2 separate regions of the Homo sapiens genome follow, and region 1 is linked to region 2. A link is a contact called in ENCODE Hi-C or POLR2A ChIA-PET data. All regions are on one chromosome and are shown on one strand. The core of a region is the stretch at or near the end of the contact, and the rest is flanking DNA. Distances in the headings are between cores, read along the strand shown.

Evidence for each region. Hi-C counts contacts between places; a loop is a spot of excess contacts on that map. ChIA-PET counts read pairs that join two places held with the same protein, here RNA polymerase II (POLR2A). Pooled maps may share reads with other maps.
Region 1: POLR2A ChIA-PET joins it to region 2 with 18 read pairs in activated naive CD4-positive, alpha-beta T cell. The contact joins the promoter of OR10AD1 here to the promoter of LINC02354 in region 2. A Hi-C loop is called at or near these places in 1 of 168 maps with a recorded cell type or tissue (ascending aorta) and 5 of 50 pooled maps. POLR2A ChIA-PET finds 5 or more read pairs at or near these places in 4 of 52 experiments (A549, activated B cell and activated naive CD4-positive, alpha-beta T cell).

The regions. Positions count from the first base shown.
Region 1 is chr12:48,201,942-48,204,641 of GRCh38, reverse strand. OR10AD1 (olfactory receptor family 10 subfamily AD member 1) reads left to right here and starts at 1,350. Exons shown (of 1, transcript NM_001004134.1): 1 at 1,350-2,303. The coding sequence starts at 1,350. The coding sequence ends at 2,303. All of the region lies in intron 1 of LOC102725258 (a long non-coding RNA gene), which reads right to left.
Region 2 is chr12:47,827,855-47,830,554 of GRCh38, reverse strand. LINC02354 (long intergenic non-protein coding RNA 2354) reads right to left here and starts at 1,398. Exons shown (of 3, transcript XR_007063292.1): 1 at 1,025-1,398. RefSeq lists an enhancer at 2,260-2,439.

The DNA of each region.
Region 1 (2,700 bases), core at 101-2,600, 370 kb before region 2:
AAAGAGAGTAGGAGAGGAGAAAATAAAGAGAAATGGTTGGCAGAACTGAAAGTTAAGCAGGAATATACTTATCATCTATAAGCATCTGAAGATGAGGATGGGTGCAGTAGCTCACATCTGTAATCCCAGCACTTTGGGAGGCCAAGGCAGGAGAATCACTTAAAGCCAGAAGTTCAAGACCAGCACAGGTGACATAGTGAGTACCTGTCTCTATAAATTCTTAAAAAAAAAAAAAAAAGTATAAGCATCTGAAGGTGGAAGGGATCTGATACATCTTAGCTCCAAAACAACATGAAAAGTATAAGACAGACTTAATATGAACATAACAACTTCCTAAAAGTTACAATAGAGAGATAAGAGCATAAGAATTGTGACCGCTCATTCTTTGAAAATGGAAAAAGAACAAGATTTGTTGCCAGAGACAAAGAGACAGTTGAAAGTTCTCTGAAGGTCCATTCTAGAAAGGTTAGATATATGCCCTGCTCATAGCTTCCCTTTTCACACAGGGATGGTTGGATCCTTTCCACCCAATTGTGTGTAACCGTAAATTCCAGCCCCAGGAGGAAAACCATCTCCTATTAGGAAGGCATGCATGAGCCCCCACCCAGCCCTCAGCTCCAGCATGCACAGCATGGGTGGCTGCGGTAGCAGCAGCAACTGCTGGGCGAGTGAGTCTGGGAAGAGGTGGGTGACTGGGAAGAGCTTGACATGACTGTCTCCAAAAAGGTGCAAATCACTGTTAGCTGAGGGACAATTGTGAGGATTAGAATGTTTTTATTTTCCCTGAAACTTCAACCCATTCATCATTTTAAATTAGGTACACAGAGGTTGAGCATTTTTGCTTCTAGAAAAATACACCTTCAAATATCTCAAGTGCTTCCTAAATACAATCTTCTATAACCTGATAGCCACCAGCCCTTTCCCTCACACACTCCATTCTTCAATTCCTAAAACTTTTCCTCAGTTGGCATGGTCCCAGACCCAATTATCTTATTTTTTCACCTCTGAATACATCCTGGTTAATGGCTAATCCTTCAATATTGAGGGCTCTGGAGCAGATGCAATACTTCACTTGATGCCTGATGAAACCAGAGTAAAGAACATTACAACCAGCACTTTCTTCATCTGTTGATATTATGATTCTATGTATGCAGCCTGTGATGACCCTGGCATTTTCACCACCCCGTAACACTGCCAAATTACTAGTTTACTAAGTTCCAAAAGGTTGACCACCATTCATCCATCCTGTTTTATAATTGGGCTTCTGGGACCAAGTGGGTACCTTCTATTACCCCACAGCTATACCCTTGTGCTTTTCCCATCATCTTTCCTCCTCAAACAGGCCCCAGATGCTAAGGAATGGCAGCATAGTGACGGAATTTATCCTCGTGGGCTTTCAGCAGAGCTCCACTTCCACACGAGCATTGCTCTTTGCCCTCTTCTTGGCCCTCTACAGCCTCACCATGGCCATGAATGGCCTCATCATCTTTATCACCTCCTGGACAGACCCCAAGCTCAACAGCCCCATGTACTTCTTCCTCGGCCATCTGTCTCTCCTGGATGTCTGCTTCATCACCACTACCATCCCACAGATGTTGATCCACCTCGTGGTCAGGGACCACATTGTCTCCTTTGTATGTTGCATGACCCAGATGTACTTTGTCTTCTGTGTTGGTGTGGCCGAGTGCATCCTCTTGGCTTTCATGGCCTATGACCGTTATGTTGCTATCTGCTACCCACTTAACTATGTCCCGATCATAAGCCAGAAGGTCTGTGTCAGGCTTGTGGGAACTGCCTGGTTCTTTGGGCTGATCAATGGCATCTTTCTCGAGTATATTTCATTCCGAGAGCCCTTCCGCAGAGACAACCACATAGAAAGCTTCTTCTGTGAGGCCCCCATAGTGATTGGCCTCTCTTGTGGGGACCCTCAGTTTAGTCTGTGGGCAATCTTTGCCGATGCCATCGTGGTAATTCTCAGCCCCATGGTGCTCACTGTCACTTCCTATGTGCACATCCTGGCCACCATCCTCAGCAAAGCCTCCTCCTCAGGTCGGGGGAAGACTTTCTCTACTTGTGCCTCTCACCTGACTGTGGTCATCTTTCTCTACACTTCAGCTATGTTCTCTTACATGAACCCCCACAGCACACATGGGCCTGACAAAGACAAACCTTTCTCCCTCCTGTACACCATCATTACCCCCATGTGCAACCCCATCATTTATAGTTTCCGCAACAAGGAAATTAAGGAGGCCATGGTGAGGGCACTTGGAAGAACCAGGCTGGCCCAGCCACAGTCTGTCTAGCAGGAAGGCCCTGAAAGGAAAGCTCCTTCACCTGGGGAATGGGAGAGTTACCCCATCCCCAGCCCTGGCAGATGAGTAACTCTCCTATGCTGAAAGGCTCCAGGAAAGAGCGTTCATGGCTTCCTTGGCACTAGAATCAGACCTGAAAGTTCCTCCTGATGTCCAATGTCCTGATGTTATCTCTCTGACTTCACTTCCACATTGTTTTTTCTTGGACCTTCCTCGGGAGAATTTCGGATTTTCCTTAGTTTTTTTCCTCAGTTTCTTTTCCTCTTAAGTTCTCACAACAGGATTCAATAAATAAGTGCACTTAACTCCATTTTATTTGTATATACCTTTACATGCTAGTCCCCCAACCTGAGTTTCGTACATACATTTAGAAATAAACTCTTTTATT
Region 2 (2,700 bases), core at 149-2,648:
CAGCTACTCAAATACCTTTGGGTTTGGAGTCGCTTTTGGAAGAGGAAAGAGGAAGGTGGAGGCTAATGCGCCTGAAGAGGTAATCGGATTCTATCAACCTTCTGCTCAGAGAAGGAGCACTGGGAAGGGCAGGAGAAGGCCAGTTGTCAGGGAAGATGCTGCTCTATGCCTCAATTTCCTTGCCTGCCTGGACACTAAAACGGATCCAGGTCTAGAGATAGATGCTTGAAACCCAAAGGGAGTGGTCACCCTCCTAGAGCAAATTAACCCTTAACACTGGCCTCACCAGCTTTTTCCTTCACCTCTTGAGCCTCTTCCCCAATAAGAGACTGGAAGGGATGAAGAAGAGGTAAAGCTATAAGTCTAAACTTGTGCTGTCCATACAGTAGCCAGTGGCCACATGTGGCTACTAAGCACTTGAAATGTGGCCAGTCAGAATTGAAATGTGCTGTTAGTATAAAATATACACTGGCTTTCAAACACTTAGTATGGAAAAAAAATGTAAAAGATTTCATTAGTAATTTTTTATTTTGATTGCATACCAAAATAATGTTTTAGATTTACTATATTAGGTTACATAAATATACTACTAAAATGAATTTCACCTGTTTATTTTTCCTTTTTTTGATGTGGCTAATAGAAAATAAGTTACATATGTGGCTCACATTCCGTTTCTATTGGACAGCGCTTATCTAGACCCTCCCAGCAGGTGAAGTGTGGGGCTCCAGGCTCGGGAGACAAGGGCAGTACATGACAGACACAGGTGCAGGCCCTACTACAGGTGTGGGCCAGCCAGAGCTCCAACCAGATGTCTCCAGACAGACACTGAAGGACAGATTCTCAGTGGCCAGCCTCACTCAGGCGAAGCAAAGCCAGGCAACATTTCCTGGATAATTCCTTCAGTCTTTGACTTCATGAGGGTCTCTGGACTGAGGCTTAGCTCTCCTGAGCTTGTCCCTGTAGATGCCCCATTATTCTGGAAAAACACTCACCCAGGACCACCCAGACCTTTGGATCCCCTCACCTTGATAGTTCATTGGAAGATTTTTCTATCACTCCACCTGGGCCAGGTCCTGGATCTCTTTCCAGAAGCCCAGAGGTGTCCTTCCTCCTGTCTAGAGCCCTCCCTCCCACGCACTCTGTCTTAGGCTTAGCTCACCACAGGCTGGGAGGGGATGAGAGATGGAGGTGTGCTCAACTTGACCTCGAACTTCCATGTACACTACCTGGGTCACAGGCACATTTTGAGCTCCATTTCTAATGCCTATAGAAGGGAACAGGAGGGGACGAGGGGTGGCAGATATACTCCATTGGGCTGCCCTTCTCTGTCTCATTCTCCTTTTCCTGTGCCCCGGCTGCGCCATTTGAGGGCACTGAAGCTGGGGCCCAGTCTGCGTGGGTCTGCCCCTCCCTCTCCTTGCCTAGATGACTCCACCTCTCCCAGGTCCTGGCTGGGATCCGAAGGCCCCAGGCAAGTGGGGGAAGGGGAGCCACTCCCACTTTCCCAGAAGCTGCTGCTGCCTCTTCCTGTTTTGCTAAAACTCTGGCTCTGGACTCAAGCAAAGAGGGGGAAGTCACCAGCTCCTGCCCCCCGCCCCAAAAGGTCAACCTTGCCCCCCTGGTCCTCTTATTTATAGCCCCCACTACCCACCACCCCCCCACCCCCCGGCCCCAGGCCCTGGCTAAGGAGCTGGATGTCTCCTCCCTCAAATAGCAGCTGTGGCCATTGCCCCAGGGATACAGCCAGATGGGCAGATCACTCCAGATGTGCAGTGTTTCGGGAGGGGAGGCCAGGCCCTTTCTGCAGTCCCTGTGGTACTCCCCGCAGCCTGGTCCTGGTTCCCCTCAACTTCAAGACAACACTTGAGGATTTCAGGAGGATCAGGAAGGTTGCACCTATTTTCCCATTTCTGTAGCCTGGCCAAGCTACCCTGTATACCCTAGAAAGGTCAGCTTGGGCGATAGGCCCTACTGGATTCATTTGCATAAATCAGCTCAGTGCTCACTTTGAGACCTCAAATTATAGAGGAAAACAGGCTTAGGGAGACAGAAGAGACAGGACACTGTCTCTCTTCTATTACTGATGTGAGCATTGGAGCTCTGTCCCTAACAGCCCAATGTGTGCCAGGCACTGTAGTTAAGTACTTCATGTCCCAATCTCATCGGTCCTCGCAAAACCCTAATATAGCAGGCACTTCATACCCTAATCTGCAGATGGGAAACCAAGACTCCTCAAGGTTAAATAATATACGTAAGGTCAAGCAGTGGGGAAGCAACAAGCTCCAGCCCAAGCAGCTCGACACCAAATCCTTGCTCTTAACCACAGTACAACACCTCCTCACTCTGTCCATTCTTCTGGGTACTTTTAAATGATCTCTTTTTTTCTTTCTTTCGTTTTGAGGTGGAGTCTCACTCTGTCACCCGGGCTGGAATGCAGTAGCACGATCTCAGCTCACTGCAAACTCTGCCTTCTGGATTCAAGCAATTCTCCTGCCTCAGCCTCCGGAGTAGCTGAGATTACAGGTGCCTGCCACCACGCCTGGCTAATTTTTGTGTTTTTAGTAGAGACGGGGTTTTGCCATGTTGGCCGGGCTGGTCTTGAACTCCTGACCTCAGGTAATCTGCCCACTTCAGCCTCCCAAAATGCTGGGTTTACAGGTGTGAGCCACCACGCAGGCCTAAATGATCTCTTAAAAGCTC